Linked DNA regions of Mus musculus: region 2 is linked to region 1. The links are chromatin loops, found by intact Hi-C in ENCODE. Cell type or tissue: left cerebral cortex. All regions are shown on one strand. Links, peaks and the distances in the headings refer to the core of each region. The heading gives the core; the rest is flanking DNA.

Region 1 (16,313 bases), core at 2,749-10,748:
ACTGGTAGTTAACAGCAAAAATGCCCCAGAAAACAAACAGCTCAACTATAGTGCATGGAGTGTCTTCTAATGATTTACAATAATCTTCCCAACAATCTTTTGACTTTATTATCCTCATTTTATAGATGAGACATAAATACACTTCATAATTTACCCTATTGGTGTATTCATCACTTTTCTCATCACTGTGACCAAAGTCCTGAGGAAAACAAAAGTTGAATGAGGAATCACTTATTCTGAGTCACAGTTTCAGAGGTGTCAGTCTACAGTGGAGAAGTGTGTAGCAGAGCACTTCAGAAAGTAGAGAGAAAGGGATACTGGCTCCCTACTTTTCTCTCTTAGTCTCTCCTGATTATACTTCAGATGAGTTATCTTTTCTCACTCAGGCCTCCACATGCATCCGGAGCTTTGACTCACCAATCTCCTGAGGGATTCTAAATCAAGTCAAGTTAAAAATGCAGATTTGCAGAGAAATAGTTTGATTACCACTACATACCTCGGGCAGCTCACAAGTACCTACAGCTCTAGCTATAGGGGATTAGGAGCCCTCTTCTGGCCCCATTGGGCCCTCAAATGAATATGTGCATACACACATGCAGATATGCATAGACATAAACAAACAAACAAAAACTAAAACAGAAAGAAATGTAGTTTGATCTTTTCTTAAAATCATGGGGGTGTTGAGTGGAGTGTGGAATCCCAGCACTTGGGAGGCAGAGGCAGATGGGTCTCTGAGTTCAAGGCCAGCTGGGTCTGCACAGTGAGTTCCAAGACAGCCAGAGTTACATAGTTAGACCCTGTCTCAAAAAGCAAAACAACAACAACAAAAAGGCATTGGGGCAAGTCATATAAAGATTCCTTTACCACTAGAGACCAACATCTAAGAATGGATTAGGAAAAGCCCATCGTGTCCCCCCTGATTCCCAGCCTGCCATGTAAGTTCCACGTGATCACCCCACTTGAAGTGTCCTAAGGGCTGAGAACAGCTCTGTGAGACGTTGGCTCACAAATGAAATCCAATCTGATTTGGCTGTTGGTTGGAGCCACAGCCTGTGCTTCTCTGCTTCTCATCAGCCATGACTGCTTGATGTCAAGACCCTGGCTAGGGTTTGAGCTTCTCAGTTTCTGGGCTTGTTCTTCCTCATGTGGACCTAGGCCCACCGGCCTTGTGCCTGTCATTTCTCATGGAATGTTCAAACTCAAAGACATGATGTGGCATGTGCAGACAGGATGGAGAGGGTCTCCAACAGTCCTCCTCCAGCTGCCTCTAAACGCTCAGCTGGTTTTACCTCTGTGTTCATGTTTCCACTTTCCAATTCAAAGTTCTCACATCCTCTCTCAACTCTTTCCCTCCTTTTCTTGCTAATGTTGCTTGACTTTACTGCCACCTCTGTGACCTGCGGTTTCATGGGAGAGCCAGATGTAGCTGTGGGACTTTGCTAATTGTTCCCACAGAAGATTTGCAAGGGAACTGTGCAGATGCCATTTGTGCCAACAGTGTTATACAATTTTTGTTGTGGTGTGGGGTTAGGGTGCAGGGGGTGCAAGAATGCTTCAGAAATTATATGTAAGGCAATCCAGAGGTAAAAGGTAGAAACTACAGCAACTATTATGGCCAAGAGAGTACTCTCTGGGATATGAAGTAGTTAAATAAGGCCTTGTCAGTCCCACTGTGTATGTGATTCTTTCTGCTCTATATGCTGGCTAGGGATGCTGCAAAGACCATCGGAAATACCTGCTTCCATTGCTACTTTTAGGACACCCAAATCAACCCAACCCACAACAACAACAACAACAAAACCTACCATGCAAGAAAAGAAAAGTAGTCTTTAAGATTGACGAAACTGGGGCTAGAGCTATGGCTCAGAGGTAAGAGCATTTGTTACTCTTGTAGAGGACTCAAGGTCAATTCCAGCACCTCCATGGTGGCTTACAACTGTCTATACCTCAGTTCCAGGGATCCAGTGCCACCTTATGGTTCCCACAGGCATGCAGGTGGTACACAGACATATCTATGAGCAAAACACTAATATACATAAATAAATGCCCCCAAAAATGTTTTTAAAGATGGCTAGAAAGTAAGTGTTCAAGAAAAGGAAAAACTAAAATCTAAACCAGAAGTCTAAGATCTTTCTTCCCTTTTATAACCAAAAAGTACTAGAAAAGGTAAATTTGCCTGCAAATGAAAGGACTTATTATAACCTTAGCTTCTTCTCCTTGCTGGTGCCTTTTCTAATAGCAGAGGGATAGGGGCCTGGTGGAGAGATGTCTCATTGATTGCCAATACTTCTTTGAAATGACAAGAGGGAAGAGCAAGGTTAGAAAGCTGTGATTCCGACCACCCTGCTTGCTACTGCAGCACAAGAGACGTCTTCAGTCAAAATAAGGTACAAGAGTTTGTCAGTTTAATTATGCATGCTTTCTCTACCCATGATTCCTCTGAGTAATCAAATATGAGTGGCCAAACAGAATGAGAGACCAGTATCTCCTAGTAGTCAGCTGGGATCTAATCCTGCTGCTGACATACAATACCCTTGTCCAAAAAAAAAAAAAGAAAGAAAGAAACAAAAGTAATTGGCATCTGTGAATGAACCTTCAAAGTCTGTGTTCACCATCAGGTTAAATTTATAAGAGGAAAAACTGGGATTCATGTGTCCTAAGTATGAAGATTTGCATAGATGGTACTTAAACTGCCAACAGTTCCAGAGACAACGACTTTGAGGTTTTTGAACAAAAACAAAAACCAACAACAACAAAAATAAAAACCACCTTGTTTTAAGTTGTTGAAAAATTGAGCAAGAGTCTACTTTCTTGGCTTAAAACTCAGATTAGCTTGCAGTCAGCAAACTGTCAATTTTTTTTCACCCAAATACAACAGCTTCTATTAATATCTTAGACCTCTAAAGGTGGGAACTAACACACAAGAATTAAATTTTGAGTACAGCCACCTTTTAGCAGAATTCTTAGGGTGTTTGGGCAAACCTATCTGTCAATATACCTGTACGTTTGTACTGTATTTTACAAAGTATTTAAACTGGTCTGGTTTGTAAAAGAATTATTTTTTTCTTCAAAATTATTTGTATAATTGTTAATCACTAAATATTTAAATATTTAAGACAAGTTTTATTCCATTTATTTCTTCATTTGTACATTTCTGTGTGAGCTCTCCCACTCACTCACACGTGTGGAAGTAACAAAGACAGCTTGCAAGACTTAGTTCTCACACTTCCACCAAGTGAGTCCTAGCAATCAAACTTGGGTCAACAGTCTTGGCAGCAAGCACATCTCACCATCTTTAAAATATATTTTAAAAAACATGTCAACATAAACTTCCCCCTTTACTTCCAAGAAAGTAGTAAAGAACAAAATAGTGTCTTCTGGATATGACAGACTGCTGCACTGAAGAGTTTGTGTGTGTTACTGTGACTGTAAAAGATGGAGCCAGTCAACATTTCAGCATGGATGGGCTAAGGCTATGAAGTCTCCTGGGAGAAGAGCCCTTTTTCTTCCAGAGTGTGATCTGTGATAGGTCACTCACATTCCATCAGATGGCTCCGCACCCATGTTCATTTGGTTAACATTAATTACACACAAAGAAAGCCATAGTCACATACACAATGTAAGTGTTGAAAGGAAGCAATAGAGAGAAAAGAAACGAAAAAAAAAAAGATAGGAAAAAGCTGCACAAGGAAACAGAGGCCTAGATGAACACTATTCCTCATCAAAGCCTTGGGAAGCAGAAGGCTATCTCAGCATCCTTTCTGGAAGATAACATGCATGCTTTAAATGTCCATGCCCTTTAAGAATTCCACTTCAACAAATTTGCCATGAATAATCGAAATGATATAAGTAGATTGAAACAGTAGAGGAGGGATTAAATATTGATGTACATCTATGAGCTATTTAAAATTATGCTCATAATTATTGACAGATTTGTACAATCCTGTTCATTTGTCTGTGTATACGTGTGTTTATGTGTGAGGGTGGTTATGCATATGTGAAGGGCAGGTCAGCCTCAGGTTTCTTTCCTTAGGTGCAGTCTAACTTGGTTTGTTTGGTAGAGTCTCTTACTGATTGGAAGCTCACCCAGTAGACGAGGCTGGCAGTCCGGCACACACACACACACACACACACACACACACACACACACCCCACTCAGGATTCATCTGTCTCAACACCCAGTACTGGGATTATAAGCATGCACCATCATCTCTGGCATTTTAAACACAGATTCTGGAAATAAACTCTGGTCCTCATCTTGTATAGCAAAGACTTTGCCAACAGAGCACATCTGGTGAAGCTTTAAAGAGAGGTTATTAAATGGCATGAATTCAGGTATATCCTGAACATAAGTCCAGTATGTTTTCACCAAGAAGAGACAGAATTTTGTGCTAAAAAGGGCAGATGATCAAACACCATGAGGTGCAGGATTCATCACTGTCTATATATTATTAGTGATAGAATTCTCAAATCATGAACAAAAAACTATCTTCCTGGTGTGACTGCCTCTTGAAATGACCATTTATTATAACTAGTAGAGCATATAATATGGCCCAAATGGATGACTCCAAGTCCAAATTCTTGAACTGTGTGACTTTGTTACTCCAGTCATCAGGAACTGCAACTTATTTATGTACAACTTGAATCTAACTGGGCTTGCCACCTGCTTTAAGCACGCAATGCAGTGGAAGAGATGTTTTGGAGCGTTCTGTGTCTCCCAGGGATACACTATGGTTGTGTAGACTTCTACTTCTACTTCTGGAATATGACAACTAGAGAAAAGTTGATTACCCCTGTAAAGAAGACAGGCGAAGAGGTCTGGGCTGGGGTGGGTTGAATAGCATATGTAGAGAGGAGAAGGGCAGAGAAGAAAGGATGTGTGCTTTGGCCCAGGTACTAGCCTTCTAATGGCTCTGTACCTGTAAGTTTTAATTCCTCTACCTCCACCCAGTTCCCAACATGATCTCTCTCTAAAATATATATATATGTATATATGTATGGGGTGTGTGTGTATTGGAGAGATCTGGAGATGGAGGACATGTTCTTGCAGAGGTGGCCAAGAGGACATGTTCATGCAGAGGGCCACATGGTGGCTCACAACTATCCATAAGCCCAGTTCTAAGGAATCCGATGCTCTCTTCTGACCTCTAAGAATATGAGCAATACACACTTCTAAAACAACCTTTTAAAAGAGGACTATGGTATTCAACTTAAACTCATTCAGTCACATTACATAGCTCTCAGAAATGTTTGAACCTGTAGATCTTGCCTGACATCCTGGCTTCATCTCCAGATACCCTTTGTTTCAGACAAAATGAACACTACTTTCCACACTCTATGTCAAATTCCTTCCAGCCCCTATATGCCTATTTAACTTTCCCTTAAATTTTAAGATTTGGATCCCATGTATGTCATCATGTCCCCTAGAATATTTATTTTAAAATTGTCATGTGTACATTTGCCTGTATATATGTCTGTGCACAGTGCACATGTCTGGTACCTGCATTAACCAGACAGAAGACTCCATCTCCTGGAACTGGAAGTATAGATGGTTGTGAACTGCCATGTGGGTGCTCCGTGATCAAACCTGTATCCTGTGGAAGAGTAGCCAGGGCACTTGACAGCTGAGTCATCTCTCCAGCCTTCAGATTCACAAAGTTAAGACAACTAACAACCAAAACCAAGTCAGGCTTTTGGAAGAAAAGCAGTAGAGAGATGATGCTGTGTCTTGCCTACTTCACTTGCTTGTTCTCTCAGCATGTAGATGGTTATCTCATGTCTTCACGTGGTCTTTGGGTCTCCATCATCCTCAGCTCCTCTTGTTTGTTTCTTTTGAGACAGGGTTTCTCTTTATAGTCCTGACTGCCTTGGAGCTCACTCTGTAGAACAGACTGGCTACAAACTCAAGAGAGATCCATCAGACTCTGCCTCCCAAGTGCTGGTACAGAAGGTATGCACCACCACACCCAGCTTCAGCTCACTCTCCTCCCACGTGACTTAGATAGTAAACTAAACATAGCAAAATTGGTATTAAAGAAAAAAAGAAACTGACTTCAGACATGGAATTTGGGATAGCTACTTCTTGGGGGAGGAATATATGTACCTCTTAAGGTGCCAGAGGTGAAGATGTCTGTGGTGCTCTGCTCTTACTCCAGAGACTCATGCACCTCAGTATTTATAACCTACCTCCACTCACTGTACAGTGGAGACAAGAAAGTGGAATCAATCCTACAGCCTTTGCAGCACTGTCTTGGTTAGAGCAAGGAGGAATGCAGAAGGTAGACGTGTGGGTTTTGCTATGAATGCTAAACTATGTAAAGAGCATGTAAATACCACAGGAAGACAGGATCCCTGGAGACATTGAAGGAACAAGAGAGGGAGGAAGCAAGATATCATACTGAAGCATGTTATCAGAGTTGAAGGACACTGGACACAAGGCTTACATGGACACTAGCCCTTGAAAGGAGGACTGCATCCTAGGTCACATGGGAGGAAAGTGAACATCTCTACTCTTTACAAGGGAGAGCTGAAGCTAGGTGTGGCCATGCATGCCTTTAGTCCCAACACTTAGGAGGCAGAGGCAGGTGGATCTCTGTGAGTTTGCAGCCAGCCTGGTCTACAGAGTGAGTTCCAGGGCAGCCAGGGCTACACAGAGAAACCCTGTCTCAAATGAAACAAACAAAAAAGAGAAGCTTGAGAGTGACAGGGACCCAAAGGCCACATGAAGACATGAGGTAACCATCTAGATACTGAGAGAATAATCATATAACAACCAGTGAAACAGGAAGTCACAGTGTCTTCTCTCTCTACTGCTTAACTTCCAAACGCTGACCCTCAGGACCTACATCCACTATGAAGCCTGCTTACTTTACAGCAGTATTTCCCTTCTGTTGGCTCACCTATTCATTTAGAGACAGTTTTCCCATGTAGCACAGCCTGGTCTCAAGCTCGCAATTCTCCTGCCTCTGTTTCCCAGGTGATGAGAGCTTAGATGAGTGACACCTCACCTTATTCCCTCTTCTGTTAAACTCTGCCCTACCTGGATGCAGCGTTGGCTTTTTATGTATTCCCACACTATTTTGCAGTAATTATTTTGTGTTGTACATCACTTGGACTTCATGTGCTCTTTCATGAGTTGCTGAGTCCAAAATTGAAGGCTCAACATTATCCCCTTATTTTTAAAGTAGATTATCATGCATATGCAGAGTAACATTAGGATAATTTTTTTCTTTTATGGATAATTTTCTAAGTCTACTGAAACAAATATTCTGAAATGATAGAATGTGTACACAAATACAGAGCTTTGAGTCTCTATTAACAAAAAGTGTTTCAAGTATTGTTTGTTTGTTTGTTTGTTTGTTTGTTTGTTTTAAACAGGACCTCATGTATCCCAGGCTGGCCTCAAACTGTGTGACTAAACATGACCTTTTCCTACTGCGTCTACCTTCCTAGGTGCTAAGGATGGAACCCAGGGTTTTGTGCACTGTACAGGGACATCCCTGGCCTCCATTATAAGCCCTAGAACTACATTTTAGAAGCAAAACCAGAGAGCTGATATTAACATGTAAATGGTTTAATTTAAAACTTGTATAACAAATTGCTTATTGCCCATTAAAACTATTAACCTTTTTCATCATTTCAATGTTGAACATTTCTCTGAAAGGTAACCAGAAGCAGACTGTCATGGGCAATAGCAAATGCTGTGAGGAATGCCATCTTGTGGTGGGGAGCAGCCCATTGCATGTCTTCATTCAGTCACACCCTTCAATCCAGAAAGTAAATACTCAGGAAATATACAAACCACAATTAAGATCACTGTCACTACACAGCAATGGAAATGAAACACAGTTACCATTTTGTGTGGATTTAGGTACCCCAAAATGTTTTTTTAAGTGAAACAAATAGGACCAGACTAAAAATAATACAGAAGAGCTGCTGTCTATAACTGAACTTTAATAAAGCATCTTAAACATTACTAATCTTGGATCACCTTTCTCTTGAAGTAGGTGACTTTGTTTCCGTGTTCACTACTTCACAGTTCTGTCAACTGCTACATCCTACATCGGCCTGATTTTCAAACTTCACCAGCACTAACTACAGACATTCAAAGAGCAGTGAATGGGCCACGAAATCTCTAGCTGGACAGTGTACATGTCATCAAGTATTGTCCAAAATGGAATTTGAAAGGGGTTAAAAACGATGATTCTAATCCTAGTGAGCTTACTACTTCCTCTATGTTAGCTAACTATCTCAAGCACAAATTGTTCAATAAACACTAAATGACTAGATATGCAGCACCTAACTGCATTTAAATATTTGTAAATGCTATGCTAAATACCAGATATTTTGTTCCACTCAGAAGTGTTGGGTAAAGGAGAAACTGCCATACCAACAAGTGCAGAAAATAAAGCATGATAGCAGAGGGTTCCAGGTACTATGCTGGCCTCCGTCTCTTAGTCCAGAGATCAGATGCACACATAAACATTTACATAAAATAAAGCAAATGCTATTGTAGTCCAAATCAATGTTTGAGATTTATTATTGCTCCTTTCCAAGAAAAACCCCTACTCAGACTTCCTTACAAACCAATTTTGGATGAGTTTTTCTGCATGACTCTTCAGGACATCCACATCAGCTACACAAACCTGGTAATCCATCTTCTCCTTCTGCTTCATTCTCTCTAGCAGAGCCTCGTGAGGAGGGGGCAATGCATTGTACGAGCTCAGTAAGTAAAGCTGGCTGGACGACGTCTGGTTGAGTTCTTTAATCCCCAGTGCCTGCATGATAGCAGGGGCAAACTTGGAGTAGTGAGCTGTGGATGCAATGAGCACTGGGCAGCTTTTGTCTTGCATCTTGTCTGCAACCACTTTTGCAACAGCGGTATGTGGATCCAAAATATAGCCTGATGCATTGTAGGTAGTGCTGATAGCTGCGAGGCATTCTCCCTCAGAGCACCAGTCGGCAACAAACTCTTGCTGCAGCTTCTCGACCAGCATCTTCTCAATCCGGAAGTGAAGCTGACTCTCTAACTGATGGTATAAATTTGCCATTAACTGTCCGTCTTTGTTAGCCATCAAGTATAAATGTCGCTCCAGGTTGGAAGACTTGAGAATATCTATTGATGGTGAAAAGGTTTGTGCTAATTTCCTATTCCTTAGATCATAATGTCCAGTTTTTATGAAGTCAGTCAAAACGTGGTTCTGATTAGAGGCACAGATAAATTTTCGAATAGGGATTCCCATCATCTTGGCATACACTGCCGCCAACACGTTCCCAAAGTTTCCTGTGGGAACACAGACATCTACTGGGCTTCCAAAAGAAATAAACCGTTGGTTAACAAGCTCAAGGTATGCAGAGGCATGATAAACTATCTGCGGAAGTAGTCGAGCCCAATTTATAGAATTAGCTGAACTTAAGATTGTTCCATATTCCACAGCCAGAAAGCCAGTAAAATCAGAATCATTAAATATTTTTCTAATAGCTGTCTGGCAAAAATCAAAATCTGACCTGACACCTATTGCCCAACCATTTTCTCTCTGACTGCCAATTATCTCTGCTTTCTGGAAATCACTAACTCCGTTCTCTGGAAAAAATGTGACCACAGCTATTCTTTCCTTATCATTTTTATTAAGATGGCTAAACCCATTTAAGACTGCACTCCCAGTGTCTCCTGAAGTGGCTACAAGTATCACATAATTGCAACCTGGTGGGATACAGTAGGCAAAAATATGAGGCATAAGCTGTAAAGACAAATCCTTAAAGGACCCCGTTGGGCCATAGAACAACTCCAAGATGAACTGATTGCCAGAAAGGTGCCTGACAGGGGCAACTTTGGAGCAGGCAAAGTTTTCCCCATAAGCAGTTTCAATCATTTCTCCTAATTTGGCAGCAGGTATGTCCGCAGGGTGAATGCACCTTTCCAAGAGCACCTGTGCTCTTTCTATGTAGGTTGCTCCTATTAGGTTATTCCACTCCCCAGGACTTAGTTTTGGAAACTCCTTCTCAGGAACAAAGAGGCCACCATCAGAAGCCAATCCCTCAACTACAGCTTCACTGAAGTATTTTGGTGGAAACTTCTTGTCATGATCTTTAAGACAAACATGCCTTGTTGAAATGAATGTCTCTGAATCCACGTCTTGGTATCTTTTAACCACATCAAGCACTTTGTCTGCAACCTCCTCAGCTGAAGCCCCACTCTCACAGAAGACTCGGGCATCGTACCACTTCTTATAGTACAGTCTTACGTGCTTCAGCGAGTCTCTCAGAGATGCTCCAGTGTTCTGGCCAACAATCCTATCAATTCTCATTGATTTCAGACGACTAATTATATCTGTTAGAGGCACATCTAGGTATACAACAATTCCATTTTTCTTCAGATGCCACATGCTAGCATCATGCATGGGATTGGACCCACTGAGGGAAATCACACTTCCAGATGCAGACAAGTTTAACACTGTTTTTCCTTCCTCTTCTAAAAATCGCTCATTACCAACATCCTGCAATTTTTCAGATGCGCTCATATTCCAGGCTTTCTCAAGGACATCACTATCTACATCGATGACACAACAGCCTAGTTTGTCACCTAATATTCTGCCAACTGTTGTTTTCCCAGAACCAGGCGGCCCCATCAGGACAATATTTTTGTCTCCAACAAGAGAGTGGGTGGAGTGCCATGACTTCCCTGATTCTGCACGTGCAGAGGCTCGTGGAAGCAGGAGCTGTGTGCGGCTCTGCACTTTAACCAGCAGGCTAGAAAGACACTCCTGTGCTATCTGTTTCAAATGGTGACATCTGGTCAAGGTCAGCATTTCTTTTCAGTTTTCTGACCAGGCCAACCTAGGGGTTGGCTTCAGCCCTTTTTTAAGACACAAAAAAGGCATGTGATTACTGCTAACATCCTGACAGAACTGAATATATACATGCACTCAATACACAGATGTTCAAATTACTTCAAATCGATGGGACACTTTAAAAGTCTTATAATAAATACTGTGCACTATTCTTCTTAACAAGGTATTATAACTATGACATATTAATTACGTAACCAATGAGCCTCATCGTGCCATTTCCATCAGGCTTTTATTACGTTCTGATTATCTTTCCTCCACTCCCTCCCACCCCCTCCTCCCCCACCTCCTCCCTCCAAGGCCCTCTGCTATTGTCATGTCTATTTTGTTCTTTGAGAAAAAAAACAGCATTGGTTAATATCCTCTCAAATTTCAGGACACCAATAAAATGAGATTCAAAATGAAGTGTATGACTGAGGATTACAAAGAGCAAATAGACAGCAGAAATACTATTCAGAAAATACCTTATCAGAAAGACTTTAAAAATACAGTATCTCAAAAAAAAATACAGTATCTCCTACTAGTGTCCCCTTTCCTTGTAAAAATACTGTAGGAAACACTGGGTTACGATTTGTTGGCTTATAACACAGAGTATGTGTAGTTACACAAATACTCATTTGCAATTCACAAAAGCTGAGCTACAGTCTTAATATTCAATTTATCTTTATGATCATGTCAACTGACTATCGTTATTTATTAACTTCTCATAAAATCCACAATAGAAGACTGGAGTAAATGACCACACTTGCTCGTAAGATACGACTTTCTACACTGAGTCCAAGTGCGCCCTTTCCCTTCCTATATGCACACTGCTGAGGACCATGTTTATATATTTTCATATTGGATGCCTTTAAAAGGCCATAGTGGAATGGATAATGGACAAAAATTAATAAAGATTAACCAGCAAAGTCCTCACTTGTTTGCGTTACTGCAGCATCATTAGTGGTTGAACTTAAATTCTAGACTTGAGATAAACAGCCAAGAAACACATAAAGATACTCAGTGCTGAAAGGATACCACTTTGGCATCTCGAGATGATCTACAATTTTCAATACCGATCCAACCCGTCTTTGGAAATGTACTCATTTTTAAAACAAAACATGCCAGGTATCAAGTATTGTGTTAATAACTTGTAACATTTCTTAAATTGACTGATGTAGCTTTATAGGTACAGAGTGAGGCCTTTTACACACTCTCTGATAGAACTAGTATGCAACTAAACTACATCAAAAATTAAGTGGTATATTTACTCATAAAAATTTTCCAACAGTTCACTGCTTTTGACACTACCTAAACTCTGTTTTACAATAAAATCTTTAGACCGTTTTTTAAAATCTAACTCTAAATTTTACTTACAAGCAAGCTGGCCTGTCAAGAGGAAAACTTCATTTCCTTATTTGGCTTTGTGTGGTGCTGTGCTTAACTCACTGAAGTGGAAGCACACCATTACAGGAACCACAGACGAAGAGTGTACTGAGTCTGAGGCAAAGTCGATCTTTGCAAAAAGCAGGGTCTACAACGAAAAAGAATTTCAAGTTAATCCTAACTTCATACAGTATCTTAAAATTTTATGCATAAATATTTCAAAATGGCACTTGAAATTTGTAAATGACAAGGAAAATTTTTTCATGTTTCCAAATCTATTATTGAATAATTAAAATACTGGGCTTTTATCTTGAAAATTTTATCATATAAATGTATTTTAGTAACAGTATTGAAGTTATTTGAATCATCAAGCAATAAAAGACAACATATCCAGGGCTGGAGTGATGGCTCAGAAGTTAAGAGCACTGGCTCTTGCAGAGGACCGGGATTTGATTTAGTGCCCACACAGTGGCTCAAAACCATTTATAAACTCTAGTTTCAGGGAATCTGACACCTCTTCTAACCTCTATAGGAACCAGATAGGCACATAATGTGCACTATACAGAGAAACCCTGTCTCGAAAAACAAAAAACAAAACAAAACAAAATGACAACATAACCAAATAGTAGCAATTGCAGTATCTTTCATTATGACCTCTGACTTTAATTTTTTTAACTGTATGTTTAATGCTGAGGGCAGATTGGTAAACTAAAAGCTATGCAATGAGTACCTAAACTGTTCTTTCAGATTTTCCTGTTCATCTAAGCCACTCTGAAAACCCTGTAAGCCTCTGCTATCCACACACAGGTCTTAGCTACTGAAATAGATCTATGGTAAATTCAAAGTGTATATTCTGGTAAGTATCACAGAACTATTTGTGGGACTATGATAGGCAACCTATTTTGGTTGAATGGGGCTCACTCTAGCGACCAAGTAGAGAACTCTACAAGGGACAGAAAAGTGAGCCACATTCCCAGAGACAGGTGCCTGACACCACAGAGCCCCCACAGTTTCCTGACTATAGCCAAATATCCTCCTCCCCACAGTTACCTGGCAACAGCAAGATAGCCCAGCCCACTATAAAAGGAACTGCTTGACCCCCTCCTCCCTCTCTTTAAGCTCTCACCTTTCTTACTCTCATCTCTAGCCCTCCTTCTCTCTCTCCCTTCCCCCCTCTTTCCACATGGCAGTGGTCGGTCTCCCTCTTTCTACCTTCTCTCTTCCCCCCTGCCTTTCTACACATCCGTGTATGGGATGCCCAAAGCTGGGCACTTGGTGCCTGGGACTGCCCCTTGTCCACAATCCGCCAAGCTGGGGTCAGTGGCTTCACACAGCCAGACACCCACCTGGGGCCACTAGAAAGCATGCTGCAGTCTTCCACCACCCAGAGCAATGGAACTCTGGCAGGATGCGGGTTTTCTCCCACTCCCCTCTTTCCCCCACACCCACGGTCCCACAAATATTAATATTAGTAATTTCCAGTCAATGATAGATATCAAATAATCTACAGACAGAATCAAATTATCCAGAGATAAGACCAAGGATATCATGTATAAATTTCAAAGAAAACCAGTTTGCCATGCAGTCTGATACACTCTCTGAAGCCAAGCAAAGCCTAGTGAAAACATTTAATTTAAATCACTCAGCAATTCACAAAATTGTACTTTGGTAGTGTGTGTTAGCATTACCTACTTTTTTTTTTTTTCTTTCGAGACAGGGTTTCTCTGTGTAGCCCTGGCTATCCTGGAACTCACTCTCTAGACCAGGCTGGCCTGGAACTCAGAAATCGCCTGCCTCTGCCTCCCAAGTGCTAGAATTAAAGGTGTGCACCACCACTGCCCAGCAGCACTACCTGCTTTTATGGACACCTCAAAACAACATAATTAATCCTCTGTTTCTGCACATGCATAGGAACACACACTCTTAGGTACACACATGCATTAAACAACTCACAATGCACGCACACACACACAAGACATGGTGGACTACCTGAGTAGCTGAGTAGCTGGTTTGTTCTTATTGTCTTCATAGACAATGAATATTTCATGTTTGATTCAACATTTTACACAGGTTACTTAATATCCATTCCATAAAGAGCAGACAGTGGAAAGGCAAACACTACACATATTAACTTTCCTTACTTTCTCCAGTCTTCCTCGGGCCTACCACCCCATGGTCTCACTTCAAAATTTACCTCATTTCCTCTTTCTAAACAATACTGGCAGGTCTAAGTAAACTTATAAATTCAACTTATAAATTCTGCATCCATACAATTTCACAGTAAATGGGCTCATTAGACTAGCAAAAGGCAGGCAAGTGCGATGACAAATGGCAAATAAAAGAATATCCTTCCAATTCTGTCTTAAACTACATACTAAAGTTTGTTTTGTAATATTCAGCCATAAAAATAACTTTGGAGCCTCTCTGGCCAAGTCTTAGTTGAGCTAATTAAAAGACAGAAGAAGATGGACTAATCCTCCACTGCTGCCCGTTTACCTGTAATCCGAGTCTTCACTGTATTCTCCTTTATGTAGTTATGTAGTTTATGTAGTTAGGGTCACTCCCACCACCCATGAACTGGTGAGCGTGGCCACTATGAATTCCTAAGTGAGACGCTGGGTTGGGTTCCCATGAGCCTTTAGTCACAATACTTTTTCCAATGAATATATTAATATATATACACATATATATGCTGCTCATTAATTAATAGGAATGAAGCCAGCAGCACTCTTAACTCATTCCTGAATGAAGCTCATCTTAACATACCTGCTTTCTCTGTATACACACCAGTCTCGTCATACTTTGGACTACTACCTGAGTACTCAGTTTAGGGATCACTTTAAGTGGCCACTGAAACCATAAGAATGCAAAGCATGTGGCATGTTTTGCAGAATATAGAAAGGATATATGTTACTGAAACCCCACACAAGACAAAACACAGCTGGCCTCACTTCAGCTGGAAACATCACATACCACGCTTCCAAATTTTCACTGCCATGCCTACGTCCATAAATTACTAATAATGTGTGGCTAAGTATTGAAGAATTATGAATAAACTTGAACAAATGAGACACTGACATACAGAATCCATGAATAATGTCTGCTAACTTTATGTCGTTCCCCTTTAGTGAAAGCTGCATTCTTACACCCCTTTTCACGTATCAGCTGCTTCTAATTAGAACATGCCTTGGGTTGTCAACCTGGTTCCGACTACTGGCCTCAAATACCTGAATCCTTGGGTTCTATCCTGAGGTCAGGAAGGTATATGCCTTGGCTAATGGCTATCAAGTTGGTTAATACTGTTTACATTCTATGAATTCACGATTCAACAGTTAACATGCACAGGAGCATATATCCAACAAGGAAGTTTTTCTCTTTACATGTTAAGTAAAAAGCAGCAGAGAAATCATTTTTTTTCAAAAGCAAAAATTGGTGCTCCCTATCCACCCCTTAATCTATGGAATGTTTTTAAAGAAACCCAATCTGCTGTGAAATAAGGAAACACATCACCCCACCCCAAAAGATTATTCATCTGAACCGTGGGCTGCCCAGAAAAAAAATAGATAAATTCTATCAAACCGAAAAACGGGAAACTAAATTGTTTCTTTATTCTTATCGAATAAAATTTAGCAGAAGCCTCCAATCACGACTTGCATTGAGCGAGGCCTTCCAAGTGAGGACTGAAAAGTTCACTAAGCCACCAGGCCATTTAACCCAGCCACCAGGCAGTGAGAATTGAAGAACTGATGCACCTGACTTCCCTGGCAGGGCAACTGCCAAGTGGATTTAGACCCACGAAATTTCCTCCCAAATCCCAGGGCCAAAGGATGTGACTGGGTGAAGGCTTTCAAATGAGAGTGCAATCACAAGTGCATATGCATGAACGGGAGATCAAACAGCTCAAACGAAATATAAGCACTTCTCGGAGAGGAAAAAAACAAAAACATGTCAAAAAGGGAGTCAAGGGCTGAAACCTGGGCAAAATTCGAGGCCCTCTTCCAAAGGCTGGTCCTCCTGGCGCCGGGTAGCGCTCGCGCACGCACCGTGGAGACAGAGCACCGCAGGGCCCGCCGCAGGGTCCGGTGCGACAGGTGGATGGCA
Region 2 (16,313 bases), core at 4,808-12,807, 150 kb before region 1:
GTTATTCTGTTAGAATAGCAATAAAGTCCAATTAAGGGAAATCTCCTGGTCAAGTAAATAGAATTTCTGCCAAGGGTGGAGACCTAACATTCCAGTTGGACTGGCAATGATCTGGTTAAGTAACCATCCAGCAGGAAGAAACACCCTTAGGAGGTAATGTTCACGTTAAGCCATATTAAAGAGATGGGCAAATAATTATTCCTTTAATAAGATAATAATACTTTTCCTTTCCAAAATTACCACTGCCAATGCAGTCCTCAAGTTACATGAGGTTGCCATGAGGTGTGTTGGGTGTGCCCATGTTTCTGAGTTCTGACTCAAAAAGATCCAACTATTTTCTTCTTTGTCCTGTCTTTTTCTTTTGGATGTTGGCTAGAACTTAAATATGCTTCTTTTTAACGTTTGAGCTTCCATGTTTTCTCTCTAAGACTCTCCTCACTATGTGGCTCCCTACTGCCATGTAGTAACTCACACAGCATGATGCTGTTGGCTTTACTGCCCTCTTCTGTTCTCCTCATCCAGGCAGATGCTGAAGTTTGCAGCTTGCCTGACCTGAGGGTTTTTAAGCTCAAATGAAATTGTCTTTGAGCTTCCATCTAAGTCCATTTAAGTTAAATTGTTTTATTAATGAAACTAAGACCACTCTCCCCCCCCCCCAAAGGAGGAACTCTAATTTCACTAGTCAACCATTATAAACATCTTTTCCTACCATGCAGACACTACCTTCTCCAAATGCATGACTTACAGGCTCATGGTCTCACATCAGGGCTCTCTGCATCTTATTGACTCTTCTATAAGCAGCCCCTTACCTCAGTGTCTTAGACTTCGCTTTGGAAGTCAACCAAGTGACCAGACTGGCCAGCTAGAAGGAGGGCAGGGACCTGTATGATACCATCCCAGCCTGATCCTGTGTCTCCTTTCTGGACTTCTCCTTTTATCCTCTGGTTCTGTGTCTGAAAAGAAGTGTTTTATCTTACAGGTTTGAGCCTGGAAGAAACAAATACGCCAAACAGTGTTTTAAAAGTAATTCTAGATTTTTAATTTGTACTTCCCCTACATTTCAAATTGTCTAATGCCCACAATCACATTCAACAATAGGGCCCATAGAAGCAGCTAAATCTCTCACTGCAATTTTATTAGAGAAAATGGAAAAACCCAAGATCCCAGGTCTAAGGCAATGAGCAGGGACATATACTTTGCATGTTTATGTATCACTGCCACACTGTGATCCTTCATGAGCAATTTCAATGTAACTTACATTATCTTGTGCCATGTTACCCACCTGCCTATAGGCCAGCAACACTGTCTTTCCTTCTCTTCTTTGAGCATGTTCTGCTCAGTCCTGTCTGAGGGCCTTTGCTGTTGATACTCTCCCTCAAGAAATTCATGACCCAAGACTCCTTGCTCCTTGTGGGAATTTGATTTCTCTGAGAAAGGCTGTTAACGGCTTATCATTACAGATCCAACTTTCACCCAACCCAAATGTGCTTTGAGATCATGTACAACTATGTGTTCATTCTGCTCACAAACTGTATATTCAAGCTGTTTACATTTAACTGACTTCAAAGCAAAACATTGCAATCAATCTCACTGTGCTTCCAACTCTCCATGTAATTCCTGGCTACAAGGTCAGCTGGATAAACAGCTTTGATTTCACCATGTTTCCTATTTTTTCCTTTGTAGAACCATTCATCACTCTGACACAAAACAACATAAAAGGACAGAGGTGGTCATCAAATCTAAGACTATTCTCTGGAAGAAGCAAGGTGTTAAGAGCAATACCCTGACCCCTACCCTTGTTGGAAGCAATATATAGGTCTAGAGTTATAAGAGCTATTGTGGCTTTGTAGACTGTTCAAAGTCAATAATATCAAAAAATAGTTTTCTCAGGAGACGCCTATGAAAGACTGGTTAAGACAAAAGCTCCTCATTTCTTGTTACCATATTTCCTATGCAGTTCATATATAAAGAGTATGGCCTCTGTTCAGGACTATGTCTTGGATTAGACTCTCTTAGATTAGAACAGAAGATACCAAAACTCTTCTGGAGAAGTCAGACCTGCTCTTGGGCAAATGACATTAAGAGTTAGTGCTTCTTCTTTTATGCATCATGGCCACGTCTCCTTCTGTCCTTCACTTCTCAGTTAAGCTCATCTCTTTAACAAGACTTTTTCCTTGCCCTTTTCTCAGGGTTCCAACTCTTCTGTGCAGACATTATTAATCCCATTCACCTATTCATTTCCTTTGAGTCAGGGAGCCAGGGGTACAATGTGTCATATACCTGACACTATGGGAGGGGACTGTTTTCCTGTCACTTGTTTCCATCAAGAGTTTTAATTTTAATTTTTTTTTTGCTAACTATGTACCCCTATTCTCAAAAAAAAGTCATCAATATCAGCATTTCTTTACCATCATATATGTTCTATAACTCTAAAAAGTATATATTAACTAAAATAGTATTTTAAAAATGAATAGCAATACAAACAGAAATTCTTAAATATGGATGATTGAAAGATCATAATTAGATAGATAATAAATAGGTAGGTAGATAGATAAATAGATAGATAGATAGATAAATAGATAGATAGATAGATAGATAGATAGATAGATAGATAGATAGATGGATGGATGGATGGATGGATGGATGGATGGATGGATGGATAGATAGATAGATAGATAGATAGATAGATAGATAGATAGATAGATAGATAGATATGATATGATATGATATGATAGACAATTGTTCATTGTTAATAATAAGGATATCCTACCTCTTACACCTTTTACATAAAGGAACTGAACCACAAAGGAGATTGCATAATCTGCCCAATGTCACACAGAAGTGAACTGAAAACTTTTGAATTCAAACCTAGACTTATAATTCTCAATCTTTCTTCCTAAACACTATTCCATGCTATGTCTCTGAAATATGCAAAGCACCTGTAGGAGGCAAAGGCTCAAAGCATCCTCATACTTCTAGGACACAGGTCATCTGAGCAGTTCCCTTAAGAGGCAAATGATTACAGGAGAATATATATTCTACTGCTGGAGGTCAACACCAGTCCTTGAACATGCAAGGCAACAGCTCTACCGCTGAGCAGCAGCTCCAGCCCAGAATAGTTTCTAACTATTTTAAGATATTAATGTTTCTTCAATGAGATAAGCTCTGTGTTAGCCTAATAATAGTTCTAACTTCTTGAAATGAAGTTCTGAAATGAAAGCAAGATCAACTTATCTTTATAATCATGAAATCTCTGTGAGGAGCTCTATTCCTCAACTACCTTCTAGGGAAGAATAGTTCAGTTTCAGCCAAATTTCACATTTCTCAGTCAAACAATATCCTATGTGCCCTGTGCTGATCATTGTGGCATAGCCTGTACTGATCATTTTTCATCTGTTTACTCATCTCCAGTTGTTTCATCTCCCTAACCTTCTCTCCTCCCTTCCCCTCTATGTCACAGTCATCTGTTCCCCCAAACACTCATATAAACACACATACTACCCATTCAAACTACATCTTTTAATGGTAAATGTTGAATATATAACATATAAGTAGAAAGCAATGCTTAACAACTGAATCTGCATGGAATCTTTGAGATAAACTGAGCCCTGTGATTATATAAGTGTATACTGATACTTCATTGATCATCAAATTTCCCAGCTTCAGTTCATGTTCTTCTATAATTGCATATTCAAATTGAGTAAGTAGAAACGTAGGCTAAAGAAACCTACCTATCACTGTATGCACATATATAGTCATTCACAAATACATGCACACCTGTGTTTATGTATATACACATATAATAAGACTCCTTGACTCATTTAAAAAATCATCACCTTAGGATGGCATATGTCATCTATATCAGTGGCTTTCAAACAGACAGTTTGTCAACCTAAGGTGTCTTCTCCACAGTCTAGTGGGTAGAGACAAGAAATGCTGCTAAAGACTTAAAAATTAATAAACGGAGCCCCATAGAATTGAGTCATCTGTCCCAAAGCTTTAATAGTGCCAGGACTAAGAAACCCTGATCTACATAATCGGCTGAGGCACCAAGTATTTTCTGGAAAGCTAAATTCTTCATTCTGTTCCAGGCAACTAAAAAACAAAAATAGAGTGAAATATTCTTCAATACAGGAATCCTGTTCAATTATCAATAACCAAAATTCATTATGTTGTGTGCAAGAAATGTTTATTTGCATTTAAAAAATGAAGCACTTCAGAAATATGAGACATGCCTGATTTCTCTCACTGAGTCTCTTGGTGGACATTTGTTCTCCTCAGTGTTTAGGGTATTTTTCTATAATATTTGGCCAGAGGCTTGGGAAAGATTTCTAGCATACTTCTCTAATCTTTTCTGAAAGCTTCTGTAGTTTCTGGCTCAGTATGCTATATCTTTCATATAGGTGAGGGGGTATTTCATGGAGTAGCAATCCACCTAAATGTTTGTATAGATCAAGGTTTTTCCTATAGGAATAAACTCTAGTTAAATGAACAAGTGCTTCATTGAAGTAGACATTGCACATGGAAAGAATTGTTCCTAAAAGCTAAAAGTCAGATAAGGCTAAACGGTCAACAAAGAAATCCTCACCACTGTATGTGCCATTATCTCACTGAGGTGATGCTGAATAACCATTGGCTTCAAACTCTTTCAAGCATAGCCCCAATAACAGTGAGCTTCCTAGTTATGCATAGCAACTCTCAAGCTGCCAGTCAGTGGTCCCAGCGTTGCAATGTGCTGTATTCAGCTCTGATATCCCTTCACACACCAAACAGAACTAAAGAAAAAAAAAAAAAAACCAACCAAACAAAACCGATTGGGCCCTGATACTGCTGACCAACTAGGCACAAAATCACATCAACAACATACCTCTAAGCATGCTGGAACATTAAAATATAACCATAAAAGACAAAGTCATTGAAGGCTAGAAAGGGGAGTCTTTAAGGAAAAAAAGGAGATAACATTTGAAATATAAATAAAGAAAATATCTGCCAGGCAGTGGTGGTGCACACCTTTAATCCCAGCACTTGGGAGGCAGAGGTAGGTGGATTTCTGAGTTTGAGGCCAGTCTGGTCTACAGAGTGAGTTCCAGAACAGCCCGGGCTACACAGAGAAACCCTGTCTCAAAAATAAAACAAAACAAAAGCAACCCTTAGGCACCATCTAGCCCACAGAACCATTCTGAAGTTAAAAATAACACTTGGCTCATGTAAAAGTTAAGGCTGCATAATCAGTGTAGGGAGGGGGAACTACTTCCCTCCCTAGAGAGTAGAGAATTATGAAAGTGTCCACTCTTGTAATTTATTTAGCAGTTTGTCTCACTTCTATATCCAAACATATTTTCTAGAAAATGGCAAGATTTGCTAGGACCACAGGAAATACTTCTTCTAGATAGTTAATAGACAACTATAATGGTAAATTGAAAATTGAGCTTTTTAGAGAGTAGATATAGAGCCCCAAGATCTGAAAACATTGTAATCTTCAGTGGAATGTGCTGGTGCTTTGGGGTTAGAAATCTGTAGAACAACTCAATCCTGGGTTTTGATATATTTCAGAGCTCCTTCAAGAGCAGGAAACTCAAACCACACTTGGTCTTATTTTGAATGGAATTTCCTTTCCATTAGTTTACAATCCTAGCATTGTACATATTGATTGGATGTTTCTATGCATTATCAGAGCACATGATGATGGCATGGTGATATCATTTCTCCAAGGCCCTGAACTTATTTCTATCACCCATTTCCAAAGTCGTAGCCAATGTTTGGATAAGCCACTTCAGGACTGCTATCCCAGGTGTGTGGAGACATGTGAAGATCATCAAGCCCATTTTACATTTTAATGATGCAGAAACTAGTTTCCAGACAGGTCGGTCATGCAGCCCAGCTTAAGACAAAAGCAGGACTGAAACAAAGTACTAACTCAAGTATAGTAGTCTTTTCATTATATAACACACTTGATTATCTGGCTGGCCAACAAGAATAAACTTATATTTCTTATTCATGGAAAATATATTAACAATAGCAAATACAGTCTTCCAAACAAACAATTAAAAAAATGAGAAATCAACAACAGGAGAAGAAGAGGTTGAGAGCATTGTGCTAACTCAGAGACTGAACAGGCATCCTGGGTGGATGATAGAAATTTGATTTGAGCTCTAATGACCAGCTCACAGTTTACATATGTTATTCAACTTTCCTGACATTGTAAGTACTAAAGAGTTCTAAGAAGTAAATGCAGTGGTTCAGATATAGCATCCAACCCACAATATAAGTGTTCAACTAATAGTGACCCAGCTATGTGATGCTAAACTGCCACAGAAGAGCTGTACCACTTCTGAGAAATGTCTTTAGTTCCTGGTGTCTCAATTTCCTCAACTTAAAAATGAGATAAAACTAAATTAGTGAATTCCTTTCATCTCATCAGGAAAAGAAGAATTCATTGGACAAGGGTGTATCTCAGCGATAAAGCACTTTACTTAGCCCATGAAAGTCCCAGGGTTTAACCATCAGTACAAAATAACAATATATATATATATATACAATCATTTCAATATCTTGTTCCAGTCCTAAGTACCAGACAGTTCTAGCTACCCCCAGAAAGATGTTTACACATTTAGCAAAAGGGGTTCCCATTCTACTCCAATTCCAACCCATGGAGCTACAGAAACATGCCATAGATATATCTAATGCCTATCTCTAAACTCTGAAAGGAAGTCTGTGGCCCTGTTCTGTTGTTGCCACAAACAATATGTACGACTTTTGGATAAGTGACATCTGTCTAGCTCTGTCTTCTTGGGAAACAACACCTAATCCCTTTAATGGATTTGTAGTTCCCACAGTGAACATCTCTTTACATCTTCAATACAGGAGGCCACTGGTGGGGCAGGCAGTGCTCACAGTGGCATAGATCCTGCTTTTTGTGGATCTTCTGAGACAGACCAGGTTCTGTAGGCAGCCAGGCACACAACTGGCTTTGTAGGTTAGCTAACAGCATTGGTGAATACAGATGCATTTAAAGAAATAACCTTTTAGTGAGCATACTCAAGGAATATGTCTTTCTCACAAGCTTGAATCCTTTTGCCTCTTCAGCCTTGGCTGGCTGAAAGTACTGGGTACATTGAAACAACATATTTTTGGATTATAAGAGAAGATATTCTAGGGGCTGGTAGTGTGAGTCAATAATAGAACCCTTGGCTAACATGTGTTGTGCCCAGGTTACATCCCCAACATGTGAGAGAAAGAGGGGGGAGTTGGAAAAACAAGGCAGAGTCGGAGAGAAATAAGAAGATGGCAAAGAGAGGAAGTCAAACAGAGAAGGGAGAGAGAAGGAGGGGGAGGAGGAAGGGAGGGAGGGAGGGAGAGAGAGAGAGAGAGAGAGAGAGAGAGAGAGAGAGAGAGTTCTATATCCAAATGGTCTTCCTCCCATCCCATATTTGGCCGTCAGAAATAATCTCATTCAAATGAAATACCTTCCCAGTTTACTAAGTCATCTTTATGAAACAGCATACTAGCTAAAAGCACAAAGTAAACTTGCATCTGAACTACTTTATTTAATAACTATGCAATCAGTAATAAAATTTAACCACTCTGTGTTTCAGATCCCCTTACAGAAAATATAGAAAACAATAACACAGAATTCAGACAACTGCTGGGAAAAGTTGCCAAGATAGTTATGCCAAGCAGTTAGCACAGAGTGTAACATCAAGTATGTAGCATATTGACTAACATCAATCAAAAGGTGAGAGAGAGGCAGTCAGGGAATATGGGGAACAGGAAGAAGAGGGTGGGAGAGAAGGAAAGAGAGAAAGAGAAAAGGAAAGAGAGAAAAGAAGGGAGAGGGGGTCAATCCTGAGACTCTCTAAAAGGGATCATCTAAAGGCCATGGTTCATTGGCTCTAAGTGGCATCTGCTGAGCCCTCTTCTTCTGAGAAAATGCTGTGGCAAAGATTCAAAGCTGATCTGAGAGCTTACTAATAGGATCCTGCCAGAATCAGGAGGAGATGAGATTGTCCTGAAAGTAGGAAAGTTGCTGCAGTTTAAGATAGGATCTATAAAGGAATCATAAACACACGTGGGGGGGGGGCGGGGGGAATTCATGTAGAAACAAAGAAGGAAGGGGTCTTCATCTGTCCCTTTTCAAGCTTGCAGGCATTAAAGGCTACAGGATTTTATGGCTGTATAATTCTCTAAAGACAAAGTACTTCGATCCTGACAGTTGATAGATAAGTACACAGGGCCCAGTGAGGCTAGGCAGCTCATCTGAGGCAGTTCTACAGTAAAAAGGCAATGCTTTTCTTTCTGGGGTTTCCTACCCATTGCTTGCCCTGGTATGTTCCAGCATATTGGTATTCTGTCTCTGAAATGCTAAAGTTGAAGTAAATAAAATATCACAGAGAGAGAGAGAGAGACAGAGACAGTTCTCTCACTTCTTCCAAGTTCCAAAAAGTTTAAATATTTATTTTAAAAAAAAATCAGTTCCAACCCCTGACCCGTTCCTTACAGAGTTTCCCATCAGGGGCCCGAGGAAAACCCCATCAACCTTAGTTCTCTCCAAAACCCTCTCTGCAGTCCCCCTCCCTCCTTTCTGTGCTTTCCTTGCATGCATTTCTAAGAGGCTACCTCTAGAAGTTCCTCACCAAAGCTGCAGGGCAACAGTTCTAATCTGAGAGTGCTAGCATTCCTCTGACACCATCAGGAGAGCTACTGAAGTTTCTTTCCAGTTTTCTGTTTGGGTAAGACTGATTCCTCCCTCCCCAACTCTAGTGGAGAACCTTCAGATGTGCCTAACAGAGAATAGGAGGAGAAAGACACCAGGAAGGAAAGCTGATGCCTAGAAGAAGAGAAAAGCCAGTGGGAGTATTCTGACCAAACTGCCAAGTCTGGATCCTGGAGAAGGCTCTGCTGCTGATCCTGGAGTGACTCAGTGCTGAGTGGCCAGAACTGCCCAGGGGATGGCACAGGTTTAATTACACGCTCTGGTAGCTGACTAACAGCAGGCTTGCGCTCCAAACTACATTCACAGGAAGTGGGCAGAGGCTACACCATAGTGGCAGATTCAAGGAACTCTCACTCCTTGTCTCTCTCTCTCTCTCTCTCTCTCTCTCTCTCTCTCTCTCTCTCTCTCTCTCTCACACACACACACACACACACACACACACACACACACACACACACACACACACCTGGTGCTCTTGACTCTGTCTGATGGGCCCAAAGTTCGGGGACACCACCATTAATCTTCTCCCCCTATGCTATGGAAGGATTGGGGCCAATTGCTATGTCCCCTGACCCTCCGCCACCACCACTGCACAGCAAGGAAAGGCTTTCCATGAGTGCCTAAAGTAGACAGACCCGGGCACTTCTCACCCCTCCCCACACGAGCTTGCCTCCGCATCCCTTAGTCTGAAGTTCAGTTCCAAGGCTGAAGACTTAAAGTCTCACTGGCAGACAAGTGTGCTTCCCCAGGATGGCCATTTACAAAACCAAAGGATGACTCTGCGTGTGCCCTTTCCAACCCTCTCCCTACCTGAATTCCGGGACCAGGTTAGGTTGAAGCCCGTAGAAGGCAGCAGAGAGCGTGACCAGCCACCCAGGCTTGTAACTCCCATTCTCGCACTCCAGATAAGGTGGGGACCACTTGACGTGGCTCCTGTCCCCTCCAAGCCCATCCCTGCGCCGCCAGCTGTGGCCTAGGCCCCGTGGCCCCTGATTGGAGCCACGGCGGTGCAAGTGGGGCCTCCACTTTCGCCGAAGCCCATGGAACCACTCGGTCTCTAGAGTGGCGTTAGCCAGGTGGTGAGCGGAGGAGGACAGGTCCTGCAGCAGGATGCGACTCTCCTCGCGGGTGGCCTGGAGGAAGACCTGCGGGGCGGGCGTGGACAGCGACTCGGTGCTGAAGGTGATGGCCGCCCGGGAGATGCTGGGCTCACCCTCCAGGAGACTTCGCACCAGAGCCTGGTACCACTGCAGGTCATCCTGCACGGTCTGTTCCCGAGACTTATTGCTCTGCAACATCATGTTGAGGAAGTTGGTGGCGTGTGTCAGAGTGTCCAGCGCCCCGTGCAAGGAAGGATGGGAGCTGGCTAGGGACGGTGACTTTCCCGGCAGGCCAGCCAACTCGTAGCGGCCTGAGCAGTTGGCTCTCTTCAGCTGGTGGAAGTCCCCAGTGTAGAGGTAAGAGGCCACGTCCACGGGCACCTCCTCGGCTAGTTTTTGTGCCAAGATGGTGCCGTCAGTGGAGCGGCTCCAGGGAATAGAGGGGTCTGGGGCAGAGGCTCGCGGCAGCTGCTGACCATGCTGCTTCCCCCTCGGAGTCCTCTCTCGAGGGGAATCTGGCCGTCCCGGAGGGTCGAGGCTGGCACCAACCTCTCCCAATCCCAGATGAGCGAGCAGGAGGCAGAAGAGTAAAGAGTAAGCCATGGCTCCCATCTGTCTAGCATAGAAGAGAGGCGATAACCGGAGGAGTCACTTTGTAAATTTTGGTCCTCAATTTATCATCAGTAAGACTTTTGAGGGGAGGCTTCCTTCTTCTCCAGGTGGCGCCCAGTCCAGATGGACTTTAAAATAAGAATGTTTTGAAATTGGCCCAGCTGGCTCAGCTGCCGTCACAGACCAAATCACCTGTGGCAATGCTGGCTGCGCCCGGCTCCACAATGGGTCGGCTCGGGATTACGCACCTCGCAGCCTTGAGCCAAACAGGTTACATCCCCAGCAGCTATAGTTAGCCCGCTTACGTCTTTCTGCTCAGCCGCTTCCACCGCCGCTCTCATTGAGGTGTGTTCAAGAGCTGATGCTGATGCTGCTGATGCAGCTGATGTTGCCACCGCGGCCACCAAAGATGCTGCTCCATCATCTCACCCTTGGCAGGTCGTTCCCGCCTCCCAGTTCTGGCCCCTCCTCGACCGCTTCGCCCGGAGATGGAAGCGCGCACACAGATCCAAGCCGCGAGCTCAGCGGCGAGTCCCAAGGAACCAAGGTTTTCTTTGAAGACGTTCGTGTGTCTGCAGTCCAGACAGCCAGGCAGCTGATTAACTAGAGCCTTTAGGTTTGGCCACAAACCACAGCGCTGCCTTTCTCTGCTCTCAGATGAAAGCAGTTTAAAGAGACAGCTTGGCCGCAACCAAACCCTTGTAGGGCGGCTTCAAGTCGTCTTGTGCCCTGTTTGGTCGGCGCCTCTGTCAATCAGCTGACTGCCATTTGTTGGCTGGGGCGGGAGCTGTCCAGTGCTGAACCCGAGGCGCACTGAGGAGGCGGAGGAGGAGGCGGCGGCGCTGTTTTCACCCACTCGTGTTCCCTGATGACTCGGAAACCTTCAGGGGTGGCAAGGAGTGGGTGGGAAATAGGGGAGAAGTGGCGCTTTTGGTGGTTGAAAGCGAAGGAAACTTGGACTACTGAGGAGGAGGAGGCTGTTGGCATCTTGCTTGCTTAGTAAAATCAGCCCTTTCTTTTGCCTGGAAAAGAGGGAGAAGAGAGTAGTTTTCATTTCTGACTGAAACTGGGGAGGAGGGAACGTAGGATGGAAATGTGTCCTTCTTAGCATCTGCTCATTTTTTAGGCAAATTATCAAATTCTCTTCCTTGTTTTTGGTTAAGAGAATGATTAAACCTGGCTTGCCAAGGATAGTCTTAGCTGTTAGAGAGTAATGGAGACGTCTACTGGCCGAGCTTCAAGGAAAAATAAATGTCATATTTAAAGATTCTCTTATTCGGGGCCAGAATGGAAGGGGAGCTCTGACAAAAAGGATGTGTGGAGAGGGGACATGATCAAGAATTGCGTGTTGTAGACTGTGAGAGAATGAGGATGCAAAACAGTGAATCTGTGGTGTGTGGGATAAAAAGTCACTGTCAGTGAGTTGCTGGAATTCATGAAAAACATCTCAGACTTCAAGGAAGGGCTCCAGAGATGTGCCAGCTCCAGAAAGAATTGGGAGAGCCCCTAAGCTCTCAAAGCTTCCTGTGGCATTTCCCTGTTGAATCTGCACTTTCTAAATGTGCCTCCACTTTTGAATTCCTCAAGAAGACACATGCAGAAAATCCCAGGTTTATTTTAGTCCCCAACTAACAAAGATGTCACTCATGCCAGTCCAAGATAGACTTACTGTACTATGTCATTTTGTTCTAGCAAAAAATACCTTAGGCTATTCTGTGTTTCTAGCATTGTAAACTGATATGTAAAGAAAAATAATTTGTTTAGCTCTTAGTTTTGTACAGTGGGTGTCCAAGATCAGGTAGTCCCTGATTTGGGAGACTGGTAATGGCCTTCTGAAGACAGTATGATGCTCAGAAATATATTGGAGAGAGAGAGAGAGAGAGAGAGAGAGAGAGAGAGAGAGAGAGAGAGAGAAAGAGAGAGAGAGAGGGGTCAATTGGCATGATGACAAACATCAAGTGAAGGGCTAAACAGGGTTTTTAATGACTTACTAACTCTCAGCATGAAGCATTAATCCACCAGTGAGAACAGAGCCCCCACAAACCAATTGCCTTCTATTTCTACTAGATCCCATCCCTTAAAATTTTACCATATTAACACCTCACACTGAAAACAAAGCTTCTAATGAAGGAACCTTTGGAGCATGTACTGGCTAGTTTTGTGTCAACTTGACACAGCTGGAGTTATCACAGAGAAAGGAGCTTCAGTTGAGGAAATGCCTCAATGAGATCCAACTGTAAGGCATTTCCTCAATTAGTGATCAAGGGGGAAAGGCCCCTTGTGGGTGGGACCTGCCCTGGGCTGGTAGTCTTGGGTTCTATAAGAGAGCAGGCTGAGCAAGCCGGGAGAAGCAAGCCAGTAAGGAACATCCCTCCATGGCCTCTGCATCAGCTCCTGCTTCCTGACCTGCTTGAGTTCCAGTCCTGACTTCCTTGGTGATGAACTGCAATATGAAAGTGTAAGCTGAATAAACCCTTTCCTCCCCAACTTGCTTCTTGGTCATGGTGTTTGTGCAGGAATAGAAACCCTGACTAAGACAGAGCACTATCCAAATCAAGTAATAGCAATATCTAAGTGCTGGGATGTACGAGACAAAACACCATGGTCATGGTGGTACATTGAATATCTAGAACACTGCTGGCACAGAGTAGGCTCTCATTATACACTTGATAATTAATGAATGAATGAGAAGATGATGAATTTAATTATTCTTTTCTCATGAGAAGAATTCTGCTCAGTGAGCCAGGGATGAAGGCTTTTGGAATAGGAGTTAGCAACCAGTTTTCTCAGCTGCTGTACATGGTTTCCAAGAAAAATTTTACAACTATGCAAAAAATAGTTATTTGACTTGTATTTACTTATAAGTAACTTCTGTGTTCATATCTGTCCTAGTAAGGAGTACTATTGCTATGATAAAACACCATGACTAAAAGCAAGTTTTGGAGGAAATAGATTATTTGGCTTACACTTCTACATCATAATCCATTATCAAACAAAGACAGGAAGGAACTAAAACAGGGCAGGAACCTGATGCACAAGCTGATGCAGAGGTCATGTAGGAATGCTGTTTACTGGCTTCCTCTTCTTGGCTTGCTTAGCCTGCTTTCTTATGGAACCCATGACCATCAATCTGCCCAGGGATGGCACCTCTACAGTGGTTTGGGCCTTCTCATATCAATCACTAATTAAGGAAATACTGGCTTGCCTATAAGCTAATACTACAGAAGGACTTTCTCATTTGAGATTCCCTCTTCTCTGATAGTTGTAGCCTGTGGGAGGTTGACATCAAACTAGCCAGCATAATATCTGAGTTTTTGCTTAAATTTTGCTTTGAAACACATACTCTTATGCTAAGTAGAAGTAACTTCAGTTTATTAGTCTGTTATATCACATGTGGCAATAATTACACATAGAGTTTCTCTTGAATTTATCATAATATTCCATGTTTTTGCATTTATTTAACTATCTAAAGACTTAAGTGTAATATCCTCAGTGACTATTTTAGAAAACCTGTAAAACTTATTTAAAATTCTTTAGGCACCTTGCCCGCCAGAGAGGTGGCTGCCTGGGAGGGCTCTGGCCTCCAGAGCAGGCGAGGGAGCCATCTTGTGTCCGGGGTCCCTCTGAGACCAGTCTGCTCAGGTGAGAGTGCAGACTGCAGAAGCAACACAGCTTCTGGAACAGGCAGAAGTGACACAACTGCTGGGACAGACCCCGTTTAGGGTTCCAAACATCCTGGCATCTTCCCCTCCAGAAAAGAGGTGGCCGCCTGGGAGGGCTTTGAACTCCAGAGCTGCTGAGGGAGCCATCTTGTGTCCCAGGTCCCTCTGAGACCAGTGTGTGCAGGTGAGAGTTCGGACTGCAGAAGTGACACAACTTCTGGAACAGACCCTGTTTTGGACTGCAGATATCCGGGCACCTTCCCCGCCAGAGGAGAGGTGACCACCCAGGAGGGAATCTGACCTCCAGAACAGGTAAGGGAGCCATCTTGTCTCCTGAGTCGCTCTGAAACCAGTTTCCATAGGTCAGCTCACAGATTGTGGAGAGTGAGCAAGCTGACTACATAAGCAACACAGCTTCTGGGAAAGGCAGAAGCAACACAGCTTCTGGGACAGACCCCCGTTTAGGCCTCCAGACATCTGGGCACCTTCTCCGCCAGAGGAGAGGTGACCACCTGGGAGGGCTCTGACCACCTAAGCAGGTGAGGGAGCCATCTTGGGTCCTGGGTCCCTTAAAGACCAGTCTGTGCAGGTGAGCGCACAGACTGCAGAGGCAACACATCTTCTGGGTCAGGCCCTGTTTCAGGCCTTCATCTTCAGCCAGGTGGCAGGTCTGAATGTCAGACCTCTGTGTACCTTCGCTGCAAAAGGAGAGCTTGCATACAAAGAGTACTCTGACCACTGACACTCAGAAGAGAGCTGGACTCCCAGGACTGCTAACAAAGGCTAACAGAATCAGAGGAGGAACAGGCTCCAGACAGAGATAACTATAACAACTAACACCAGAGATTACCAGATGGCGAAAGGCAAACATAATAATCTTATGAACAGAAACCAAGACTGCTCACCATCATCAGAACTTCACGATTCCACTTCAGCCAGTCCTGGAAACCCTAAAACACCCAAAAAGCAAGATTCAGATTCAAAATCATATCTCATGATGCTGGTAGAAGACCTTATGAAGGGCATTAATAACACACTTAAAGAAATACAGAAGAACAATGCTAAACAGGTAGAAGTGCTTAAAGAGGAAACACAAAAATCACTTAAAGAATTACAGGAAAACACAACCAAACAGGTGCTAGAAATGAACAAAACCATCCAAGACCTTTAAAGGGAATTAGACACAATAAAGAAAACCCAAAGTGACACAACTCTTGAGATAGAAAACCTTGGAAAGAAATCAGGAACATAGATGCAAGCATCAGCAATAGAATACAAGATATGGAAGAAAGAATCTCAGGTGCAGAAGATTCCATAGAGAACATGGGCACAACAATCAAAGAAAATGAAAAATACAAAAAGGTCCTAACTCAAAACATCCAGGAAATCCAGGACACAATGAGAAGACCAAACCTACAGATAAAAGGAGTAGATGAGAATGAAGAGTTTGAACTTAACGGGACAGCAAATATCTGCAACAAAATTATAGAAGAAAACTTCCCAAACCTAAAGAAAGAGATGCCCATGAACATACAAGAAGCCTACAGAACTCCAAATAGACTAGACCAGAAAAGAAATTTCTCCCTACACAAAATAATCAGAACAACAAATGCACTAAATAAAGATAGACTGTTAAAAGCAGTAAGGGAAAAAGGTCAAGTAACATATAAAGGCAGGCATATTTGAATTACACCAGACTTTCACCAGAAGATCCTGGACAGATGTTATACAGACCCTAAGAGAACACAAATGCCAGCCCAGGCTACTATACCCAGCAAAACTCTCAATTACCACAGATGGAGAAACCAAAGTATTCCATGACAAAACCAAATTCACACATTATCTTTCAATGAATCCAGCCCTTCAAAGGATGATAACAGGAAAACACCAACACAAGGACGGAAACTACACCCTAGAAAAAGCAAGAAAGTAATCCTTCAACAAACCTAAAAGAAGACAGCCACAAGAACAGAATCCCAACTTTGACAACAAAAATAACAAAAAGCAACAATTATTTTTCTTTAATTTATCTTAACATCAATGGAATCAATTCCCCAATAAAAAGACATAGACTAGTAGACTGGCTACACAAACAAGACCCAACATTTTGCTGCAAACATGAAACCGACCTCAGTGAAAAACACAGACACTACCTCAGAGTTAAAGGCTAGAAAACGCTTTTCCAAGCAAACGGTCTGAAGAAATAAGCTGGAGTTTAAGAAATTA

The links. Peaks named below come from ENCODE experiments on the same cell type or tissue, not always from the same donor. Only the 100,000 strongest peaks of a DNase experiment are listed, where the experiment ranks them.
Region 2: a loop joins it to region 1, with 2.6 times the contacts of the local background. A loop is called at or near these places in 3 of 42 quality-filtered maps.

The regions. Positions count from the first base shown.
Region 1 is chr2:21,205,932-21,222,244 of GRCm38, reverse strand. Thnsl1 (threonine synthase-like 1 (bacterial)) reads right to left here. Exons shown (of 3, transcript NM_177588.2): 2 at 12,204-12,360; 3 at 7,236-10,855. The coding sequence starts at 10,808. The coding sequence ends at 8,565. Among named protein-coding and RNA genes, the nearest start is that of Thnsl1, 8.4 kb to the right of the region's middle. In left cerebral cortex, for the core only: a CTCF peak has its summit at 7,720 (motif pointing left); a DNase peak (open chromatin) is centred at 7,697.
Region 2 is chr2:21,362,368-21,378,680 of GRCm38, reverse strand. It overlaps Gpr158 (G protein-coupled receptor 158), which reads right to left and starts at 11,114. Exons shown (of 11, transcript NM_001004761.1): 1 at 9,524-11,114. The coding sequence starts at 10,425. In left cerebral cortex, for the core only: a CTCF peak has its summit at 8,672; DNase peaks (open chromatin) are centred at 10,141, 11,162, 11,659, 11,803 and 3 more places; H3K4me3 peaks cover 5,595 bases; H3K27ac peaks cover 3,319 bases.